2 separate regions of the Homo sapiens genome follow, and region 1 is linked to region 2. Evidence: chromatin loops called from intact Hi-C (ENCODE). Cell type or tissue: heart left ventricle. All regions are shown on one strand. Links, peaks and the distances in the headings refer to the core of each region. The heading gives the core; the rest is flanking DNA.

Region 1 (5,916 bases), core at 776-4,775, 91 kb before region 2:
CAGTTATGAGTAGTGGACAAGAATTAAATTGTCAGGAAAAGCCAAGTGAGCAAATGAAAAAACAGATAAGAATTAGAAGCCGTTTAAATTTGATAACTGAAGGCAAGTAAGCAGTCTGTTCTTCAGAAAATAGCTATGAATGAAAAAAAATCAGTATCTCTGGGAGCTATTTTGAGGACAGCCTCCAACTCCCATTTACTAGGAGGGATGGAAACCCAGGCTTCAGGATCATCTGGGCCTTGGTTGGAGATGTGTGCTGTCTGTTGCTTACTAGGTGACCTTGAGTAATGCTCAACTTCTCTGTGTCCCAGGGCCATCCTTGGTAAAAGGGAGGTGATGAAAAAGAAGATCTGGTTCAGAAGGTTATTGTAAGGGTGAAACAAGATGGTGCATAGGATGCCAGTGCTGACGCACAACGGGCAATAAATCAATGAGAGGGCTCCTCTTTTTTTTTTTGAGACAGGGTCTCACTCTGTCAACCAAGCTGGAGTGCAGTGGCGCCATCATGGTTCACTGCAGACTCAACTTCCAGGGTTCAAGTGATTCTCCCACCTCAGCCTCCCAAGTAACTGGAACCACAGGCATGTGCCACCATGCCCAGCTAATTTTCGTATTTTTTGTAGAGATGGGGTTTTGGCATGTTACCCAGGGTGGTCTCAAACTCCTAAGCTCCAGTGATCCACACGCCTCAGCCTCCCAAGGTGCTGGGATTATAGGCATGAGCCACCACACTGGGTCTTCTCTGACTTTTGATATAATTTCTGATGATTATCATACCAGTACTCAAACCACAGGTGACAGGAGAGCAATTACCTGGATTTAATCATCAGTACCTGAATCATTGACTTTATTTTACCAGCTTTTTTGTTTACAGTTCTCATCAGCAGAGTGCCCTCTCTTGTTAGTGAAAATAAGGGATCTGATCATTATGGTCTTCCCAGGTTCAATATGACAACCATGACTGTAGTAGCACATCAGGAGAAAGAGTGGGGACTGAGGTCCCCAGATTTGAATTCACCAGGCCTATGTGTCAAAACTAGGATTTCTGACAAAGCAATATGAGGAAAACCTTACAACTGTGTCTTTGTTGGGGTGAGAGATGTGAAGCCCCCACCCCCAGTTCCACCTGCAAGGGCTACATGATAGCTGAATTGCATTTAAGAGAGGAGGGAAAGCTGCATGCTGGGCTTGGCCTTGCTGAGTGGGCCATGCAAGCTGAGAGCCACAGCTGAATTGTTCAGGATCCAAAAGGGGTCTGCAGAGGGAGCATGGGGAGGGGGTTCCCAGAGGGTGAGAAATGCTTCCAGAGAGGACTAACGAAGTATTGCTTGATAAGTGCCAACACAACCCTCTTCCCCACCTTCCCATGAGAGAACCCATAAAACAAACCCTCCTTGCGAGATCACTGTGGAATTGGATGGTTTTTCTGGGAACTGGGACCAAGTCCTGAATAAGGACTCTAGATGGCGAAGGAACAAGAGTGACACCACTCAGGTAGCAGGTGTAACCCACAATATCTGGGAAGTACCTGTACCACTGTATCACTGAGATAAATAAGTTAACATGTATTGAGTTCTTCCTAGGTTCCAGGGACTGGCCTAAGTACTTTACATGAGCTACCTCATTTCATCGGCATAATAATCCCATGAGCAGGTGCTATGATCAGCCTCATTTTACATGGAAGGAAGTGATAATGGCTCAGAAAGATGAAATGACTTGTCCTGGGCTATGCTGCCAGCTGGGATGGAGGTGGACTTCAAAATCAGGTAACTTTGACTCAAGTGTTGCTCTTAACTGCTGCGCTATAAATCAAGGCCCAATTTACTAATTATTTGCATAATTAATATATGAGGTGGGGGGGGTCAGACTGTGTCATTTGCCCCTCACTGTTCTCCTCCATCAACTAAACTCATGAAATAGAAGCATATCTTCTTTCCTCACCCCTCCAGGGAATTTCTCCAGGGATGAGTCCAATAGAACAGCCTTCCCAGATAGAAGGAAGCTGGGTTTTGGTCAAAGACATAGTAATAGTGACATTCCCTGGTGTATAATCATGCATTCACTTATTTAATATTTATCAAGGGCCAACTCTATGTTCACCATGTGCTAGGCATTGGGTAGCATTGACTAAAGATATAAAAATAAATCAGAGAATCTGTCCCCAAGGAACTTAAAATACAGGGGGAGACAGACATGCATAAAATTAAGTATATGTGGGCTAAGAATGTCTTAATTAAGGATGTCTTAATTTGCCATAAAATGAGGAACAGATGAAATACTCTGAAATCTGAGAGTTGGGATCAATTACTTCTAGTTTGAGCCCAGCAGGGAACTGGAAGCTTCAGAGAGAAGTTATGGAGCTGAGTTTGGAAAAACAAGTAGAAGTTAAATATGCAGAGAAGAGGAGCTCAGGGATTTTTTTTCTAAAAAAAGCAGAAGCAGATGCACAGAGGCCGTGAGGTGGGGGTTGGTGCAGCGAACTTCGAGTGGTTCTGCTTGGGTGGAGGGTACCATCGGGAAGGGGAGCACTGCGGGGGAGAGACGGAGGGAGAAAGGAAGGAAGGAACCAATGAACACATGAACTAGGCAGAGCCTTGAAAGCTAGGCTGAGGGCTAGTGACTTCGTTATGTGGATCTACTGTTGTCAAATGGTGAACCACGGCCCAGAGGTGTATCCCAAATTCTTCCTTCCTAAGCGTGCTACCCAAATTCTGATCAATGTCTCATCATCCATTTCTGCCTCAAGTAAAGACACAACTGTCATGGTGACGCCTGTCAAAGGAATGTTATGCTGAGCAAATTAAGTGGCAGGCAATTAGGGGGAGGTATAATATGGAGTGATTAAGAGGCAAGTGGGGCAGGATACTGTGAAGGCATTGCTGAGGAAACATCGGGTATTTGCTAGAACATGGGAAAACCTTATTTCCTCAGTATATAGAAGTACCAGCACGGCAGTAGGCAGTTCTCAGATGGGGACCCTGTGCTGAAGGGCAACTAGTTGGGTGATATCATTAACTATGGATAATTTTATAGACCCTAGGATGTGTCAACCTCATTGGGGTTTACACTGTAATTACTGCCGACTTTTTTAGTATCTTTTTTTTCTTTTGGAGACAGGGTCTTGCTCTGTTTCCAGGCTGGGGTGCAGTGGCATGATCATGGCACACTGCAGCCTCAACTTCCAGGGCTCAGTTGATCCTCCCATCTCAGCCCCATGAGCAGCTGGGACTACAGGTATGCACCACCATGCCTGGCTAATTTTCTTTTTCTTTTTTTTTTTTTTTTTGTAAATACCGGGTCTCACTTTGTTGCCCAGGCTGGTCTCGAACTCCTGGGCTCAGACAATCCTTCTGCCTTGGCCTCCCAAAGTGCTGGGATTATGGGCATGAGCCACTGTGCCCGGCCTTTAGTATCATTTTGAATCATTTAATCTGGATTTGAGTCCTAACTCTGCCATTCACCCTTGATCACATTTCAGGCCTCTGTGTCCCTCCATTTTCTCCTCTGCAGAGTGCAGATAATAATAATAGAAGGAAGCTCACATGGCTGGGGAGAGCAACTGCAATAATGGAAGATGCAGCACTCAGCAAAGTGCCTGGCACAGAGCGAGTGCCTGGTCAATAATAAATGTTGTAATTTTACTCTCTTCATCTGGATCATCCAAAATTCTAGAATTCAAAACTGTGCAGGGAACACATACACCCAAAGTATCCCGTGAACTACGGAAAAGAGGGAGCCTCTAAGGGTATCCGCGTGGGTGTAGGCCAGCATCGGAACTCGGTTTCTACCGAGTTCACTGAGTTTTTGCCCAGTATCTACAATCAATCAATCAATCAATCAATCAGTCAGGCGTGGTGGTGCATACCCGTAGTCCCAGCTGCTCAGGAAGCTGAGGTGGGAGGATCAACTGAGCCCTGGAGGTTGAGGCTGCAGTGTGCCATGATTACGCCACTGCACCCCAGCCTGAAAACAGAGCAAGACCCTGTCTCAAAAAGAAAAAAGATACTAAACTAAAACTTCCCTGCAGAGAAGCTGATTCTCTGCAGTGTGATGTTAATGTTATTTACTGAGCACTTACTGTGTTCCAAGACTCTCTGCGAGCAGTTTACATTCATGACAGTTGGCATGGAGTAGAGAGATGCCAGGGGGAACAATCAATCTAGAGCCAAGTAAGAAGTAAGCAGAGTTCTGTGGGATTTTTTTTTTGAGTTGAGGGTCTTGCTATTGCCCAGGCTGGAGTGCAGTGACGTGATCATGGATCACTGCAACCTCAAACTTTGGGCCTCAAGGGGCCTTCCTGCCTCAGCCTCTTGAGTAGCTGAGGCTACAGGTATGCGCCACCACACCTAGCTAATTTAAAAAAAAATTTTTTTTAGAGATGGGGGTCTCACTATGTTGCCCAGTGGTCTTGAGCTCCTGGCATCAAGTGATCCTCCCACCTCAGCTTCCCAAAGTGCTGGGATTATAGGCATGGGCCACCGTGCCCGGCCAAGGAGAGCTTTAATCAGTGCATGTAATAAACAGAAGCTGAAGACCCAAGAAACCTGGTGGATGCCAAACTGCACAGGAGAAGGGCAGGCAGGAGGCCAAGCAAGGCGGAAAAGCTCTCCGGAGTCCAAGTGGCCAGACAGATGGCAGCGCATGTATGTGCACAACTAGATGGTGTGGCTGGAACTGGGTAAGTGACCCCAAACACAGGCTTTCCCTCCCGAAGGGGTCATCTGGAGAACAACCTGATGGTACCAAGATAATGAGCTATCATCTGATAATAATGAATGATTGAGAATCTCAAAATAAAGAAATCCTGCCAAACAACTGACCTCAAAACATTTTTCTTTCTTCGCTTGGTGAAGCAGGCTAGCCATTCCGGGAAGCAGAACAGGAAAGATGAAAGTTTCCAAATATTCTTTGGGAGAACCTAAAACAAACAAACAAAAATTCCCCCTGCAAATCCCCAGTGGCCCGAGCCAATCTGGGAGAAATGTTTACTTTTGAGCCAGAAAAAGGTACTGTCCATTCAATCACATGATCTTAGATGTTATATTTTGCTCCAGACTACAGAGCTGGGCTGTATAACTAAAGTAACTTAAAATGTCCCTCTGAGCCTCTATAGTCTGGTGAAGATGTAGGAAGTATCCTACATAAGGCCAGGTCCACCAGCTTGTTATGGCCCCAAAGCAGGAATAGCAAGGGGCCCAGTGTGGCCGGAGGGACAAAAACAAGGGGAGTGTGGTAGGAAATGGGAGCAGAGAGGAATTGGGAGTCAGAGTATAATGGGTAAGGGCTTAGGGTCACAGTAATAAAGGCAGTCGTTAGCCAAGGCCCAAGGCATGCAGAAGGCACAGAACAAACCAGTAGGAGAGGGTCTGGTACCAGGGAGGGCCCAAGGAACTACGACTCAGATCTGCAGTATACACCCCTGCTTCCACACACAAAGCAGGGAAGCATGATGATGTTTTCTTCTACTTTTTACTTTTTTTTTTTTTTTTTGAGACAGAGTCTCACTCTGTCGCCCAGGCTGGAGTGCAGTGGCACAATCATAGCTCACTGCATCCTGGACCTCTCAGGCTCAAGCAATCTTCCCACCTTAGCCTCCCAAATAGCTGAGACTGCAAGTACCTGCCACCACACCCAGCTAATTTTTTTTTTTTTCTCGCTCTGTCACCCAGGCTGGAACGCAGTGGTGCGATCTCAGCTCACTGCAACCTCCGCTTCCCGAGTGCAAGCGATTCTCCTGCCTCAGCCTCCCAAGTAGCTAGGGTTATCAGTGTGCACCACCATGCCTGGATAATTTTTTTTTTTTTTTTTTTTGTGATGGAGTCTTAGTCTGTTGCCCAGGCTGGAGTGCAGTGGCACGATCTTAGCTCACTGCAACCTCCGCCTCCCAGGTTCAAGAGATTCTCCTGCCACCATGCC
Region 2 (4,000 bases), core at 1-4,000:
GTGAGGAATTTGAGACCAGCCTGGGCAACACAGAGACCCCATCTCTCAAAAAACAACACAAAACAAAATTTAAAATAGCTGGGCATCGTGGCTTGAGCTGGTAGTCCCAGCTACTCAGGAGGCTGAGACAGGGAGAATTGCTTGAGCCCAGGAGTTCAAGGCTACAGTGAGCTATGATTGCGCCACTGCACTCTAGCCTGGGTGACAGAGTGAGACCCTGTCTCTAATAAAATAAAATCAAAATAAATGATTGGGATGTAGATGATCAATAAATATTTACTGAGAGAAGAAACTAATGAATGAAAATACTTACATGAATCAACTGCACAAGAACAGGCTCCAGATTGCAAAACATCGACCTGGACTCAACATAAAAACTCAGCTGTTGTTCAAAATCACGGCCAAAGGAAACCTAGAATCAAGGAGAAAGACGCTGAAAGGGACAGTGGTATTTTTAGAGAGAACGCAGGCACATGGTATGACTGAAATATTATTATTGCCACCTCATCTTTATGACGTGGGCACTGGACTAGAACCTAAGAAGTCGAAGGGTATAAAACAGAAGCTCAGAGTGTAAGCAGAATTTTCCAGACTCTGAAGGAAACCACTGGAAAGGGAATAATGGGATATTGTTTGTCAGCTGTGGCCTTTTCACAGAACATAAATGTGGTTATTGGGGGCCCCTTGTCAGAAGGTTTGCCATCGTAACAGTCACACCTTTCTGCTTCCTGATGGGGACCCAACCTTGGCAGCTCACTGGTGGCTACAGAAGCCATAGATGGAAGTTTTTCCACCATTAAACATCCTCTCTTCTCCTATTTCTTCAAATTTATGAATAGCTGGTTAGTAAGAAAAACTTTACTGTACATCAATCATTTTTGTCCAGATGAGGTTTAACATTGCCATTTCCATTACAGCTATCATGTTTCATATCTGATTTCCTTATATTCTTTTCCATAATAACTTGGTAACTTTCAGACAATGCCGTAAAAAGATAAATACCACATGATGAGTACAAAAAGCAAGGGCAAAGGAGAGCGACTTGGGAAAATCCATATGTCTGTTTCCTAACACGGGAATTGAAAGGCTAATCCTGAATTTTCATCAAAATTGATATTTTACCCGCAGAGTCAGGTAGACTAATCAACCCGCACTATTGAACAAGTCAGAATTTCAAGGTTATTTTCAAAGTGATCTCGTCATTTTCATCTCAGTCAGCTTTGGTCCTGACTTTTCTATTAAAATAGAAGATATTTGCAGCAGTTGGTGTTTTGGCTTAGAGCACCCAGAATGAAGGTGAAGACTGTTCAGGCTGGGATAGTATAATGGTGGGATGTTCCCAAAGGAGGCTGCAGGAAACCTTCCCACTGTGCTTGCCCTTCTGCAATGTCTCTGTGGACTACCCCCCATCAAAAGGCAGAGCCTCTTCCCCTCCAGACTGGGTCCCCTCAAGACTGTGATTTGCTTTGACCCACAGATTGCAGTAGAATATGGCAGGGGTTTACTGTGTGATTTCTTTTTTTTTTTTCCCAAGACAGAGTTTTGCTCTGTTGCCCAGGCTGGAGTGCAGTGGCATGGTCTTGGCTCACCGCAACCTCTGCCTCCCGGGTTCAAGCGATTCTCCTGCCTCAGCCTCCCGAGTAGCTGGGATTACAGGCATGCACCACAACACCCGGCTAATTTTGTATTTTTAGCAGAGACAGGGTTTCACCATGTTGGTGAGGCTGGTCTCGACCTGACCGCAGGTGATCCACCTGCCTCAGCCTCCCAAAGTGCTGGGATTACAGATGTGAGCCACCGCGCCTGGCCTCACTGTGTGATTTCTAAGCCTTGGCCTTAAAATGCCTTGCTGCTTCTGTCTGTGCCTTCATAGAAGGCAGCACCAAGTAAGAGAGCTCAACTGGAATCACTGACTGAGAACAGTGGTGAGAAAGAGAGGACATGGAAGAAAACCAAGATGCCCCAGCCCATATCCAGCACCAAAACCCTGGAGAAGGGAACAAGGCCACTGTGGATCCTCCAGCCCAATCGTGCCACGCCAGTGCCACACCACACTCCCTGTAGCAGCCTGGTTACCAAGCTGATCCGCAGAGTTTGAGAACTAATAAAAAACTCATGCTGGGCGCAGTGGCTCAGGCCTGTAATCCCAACACTGTGGGAGGCCAAGGCTGGAGGATTGTTTGAAACCAGGAGTTGGAAACCCCTGTCTCGACCCCCCCAAAAAAAACAGCAAAAAAAAGCCCTGTTATTTAAAGCCACTAAGTTTTGGGATGAGCTGTTACTCAGCAGTAGATAAGTAAAACAGATGGGGAGTGGATATCTGGCGTTTTGCCTGCCCGGCATAGTTTCCATCACCGTCTGATGATCTGCATCAGCTGCTTCAGGACACACCTTCTTTCCACTCTCGGCCCTCCTGACTCAGGTCACCCAGGTGTGCTTGGGGCCACGACCCATGTTAATCCAAAGAGACTCAATCCCAGGACTTTGCTGGAATCCCACCTGCTGGGCTGCAGAGCTGGGGGGGATGGAAACCTGGAGCTCTGGTGGGGCAAGCCCAGCTGAGCCGGAGGCCAACAGGGCAGAGCCCAGGGCTAAAGACAGACAGGGGGCTGGGTGCAGTGGCTCACGCCTGTAATCCCAGCACTTTGGGAGGCCGAGGCGGGCGGATTACGAGGTCAGCAGATCGAGACCATCCTGGCTAACACAGTGAAACCCCGTCTCTACTAAAAATACAAAAAATTAGCCGGGCGTGGTGCCGGGCGCCTGTAGTCCCAGCTACTCGGGAGGCTGAGGCAGGAGAATGGCGTGAACCCGGGAGGCGGAGCTTGCAGTGAGCTGAGATCGCGCCACTGCACTCCAGCCTGGGCGACAGAGCGAGACTCCATCTCAAAAAAAAAAAAAAAAAGAAAAAAGACAGGGAAGGCAGGTCCTGATGACATCCCGGAGACCCTGAGCCCGGCTGCTGCTTTGGAGAGTTCCAGCCCCTGGACTTTTTGTCACATGAGCCAAGAAATCCCTCCTCCCATCACCCTCCCGCCCCCCACCTTTTTCCTCTTAAGCCAGTTTGTCTTGGCTCTCTTTGCCCCCAGGGGAGTCCTGGCTAATGTAAGATGTTTTCTAATTTCATTTTATCTCACTAAGAATGAAAAGCACCAGAGAACATAATGTTAACTGCTTTCGCCAACATAAGGATAAACAATTACATCACACTTCCAAGTGCACTGAAACTTCTTCCCTAATACTTACCATTTTTATAAATCCATTAATCAAATATGACAGCATTCTTTTCTCATCCTCAAGAGTGAGTGCACTAAAATCAATAATTGTACATAATTAACACGGAGGTAATAGATGAAAGTTTCTAAAGAAAAAAATACACAAGGGGTAAGTAATTTAACAGGTAAGAACATTTTGCATTTTCTAGATTTAAAAAACTGCCAACAGGCTGCTTATTTTTCCTTTGATAAAAATACATAATCACAATTAACATAATTTAAATATGTTTCTCATCTCCCTCAAATATGCTGTTCTCAAGATAGATTTATTAACAAGAAAAGAAAAGGTAACTTTCACTTCTTTGGAACTTGGGCAGCAAGGTCTAATGTCAAATTTTGTATTTCAGGGAAATTTCATTGAATATTTTATTTAAAAAATCTCCAGCGGGGTGTGCTGGTTCACACCTGTAATCCCAGCACTTAGGAAGGCAGAGGTAGCAGGTTCGTTTGAGCCTAGGAGTTGGAGATCAACCTGGGCAACATGACGAGACCCCGTTCTCCCCAAAAAGGAAACAGAAATATTTCCAATGTACAGCAAAGTTGAAAGAATTTTCCAGTAAACACCCATACACCATCGAAATCCTGCCATCACCATTTTACTTGTTTTACACATAATTATCCATTCCCCTCTCCATCCATCAATCCATCTTATTTTTTTGATACATTGTAAAGTAAATCTCAGGTCTCAGTTGCTTCTATTTAATAGAAAATGTAACACAAATATA

The links. A loop is a pair of places that touch in the nucleus more often than their neighbours do. Peaks named below come from ENCODE experiments on the same cell type or tissue, not always from the same donor. Only the 100,000 strongest peaks of a DNase experiment are listed, where the experiment ranks them.
Region 1: it touches region 2 in a loop (3-fold over the local background); 1 of 110 quality-filtered maps calls a loop at or near these places.

Annotation. Positions count from the first base shown.
Region 1 is chr16:19,734,355-19,740,270 of GRCh38, reverse strand. It overlaps IQCK (IQ motif containing K), which reads right to left. Exons shown (of 9, transcript NM_153208.3): 4 at 4,821-4,918. Among named protein-coding and RNA genes, the nearest start is that of IQCK, 19 kb to the right of the region's middle. In heart left ventricle, for the core only: no CTCF peak of the experiment used is centred there; no DNase peak of the experiment used is centred there.
Region 2 is chr16:19,644,196-19,648,195 of GRCh38, reverse strand. VPS35L (VPS35 endosomal protein sorting factor like) reads right to left here. Exons shown (of 31, transcript NM_020314.7): 23 at 3,247-3,310; 24 at 314-412. Among named protein-coding and RNA genes, the nearest start is that of KNOP1, 72 kb to the left of the region's middle. In heart left ventricle, for the core only: no CTCF peak of the experiment used is centred there; DNase peaks (open chromatin) are centred at 2,355 and 2,995; H3K4me3 peaks cover 782 bases; H3K27ac peaks cover 1,400 bases.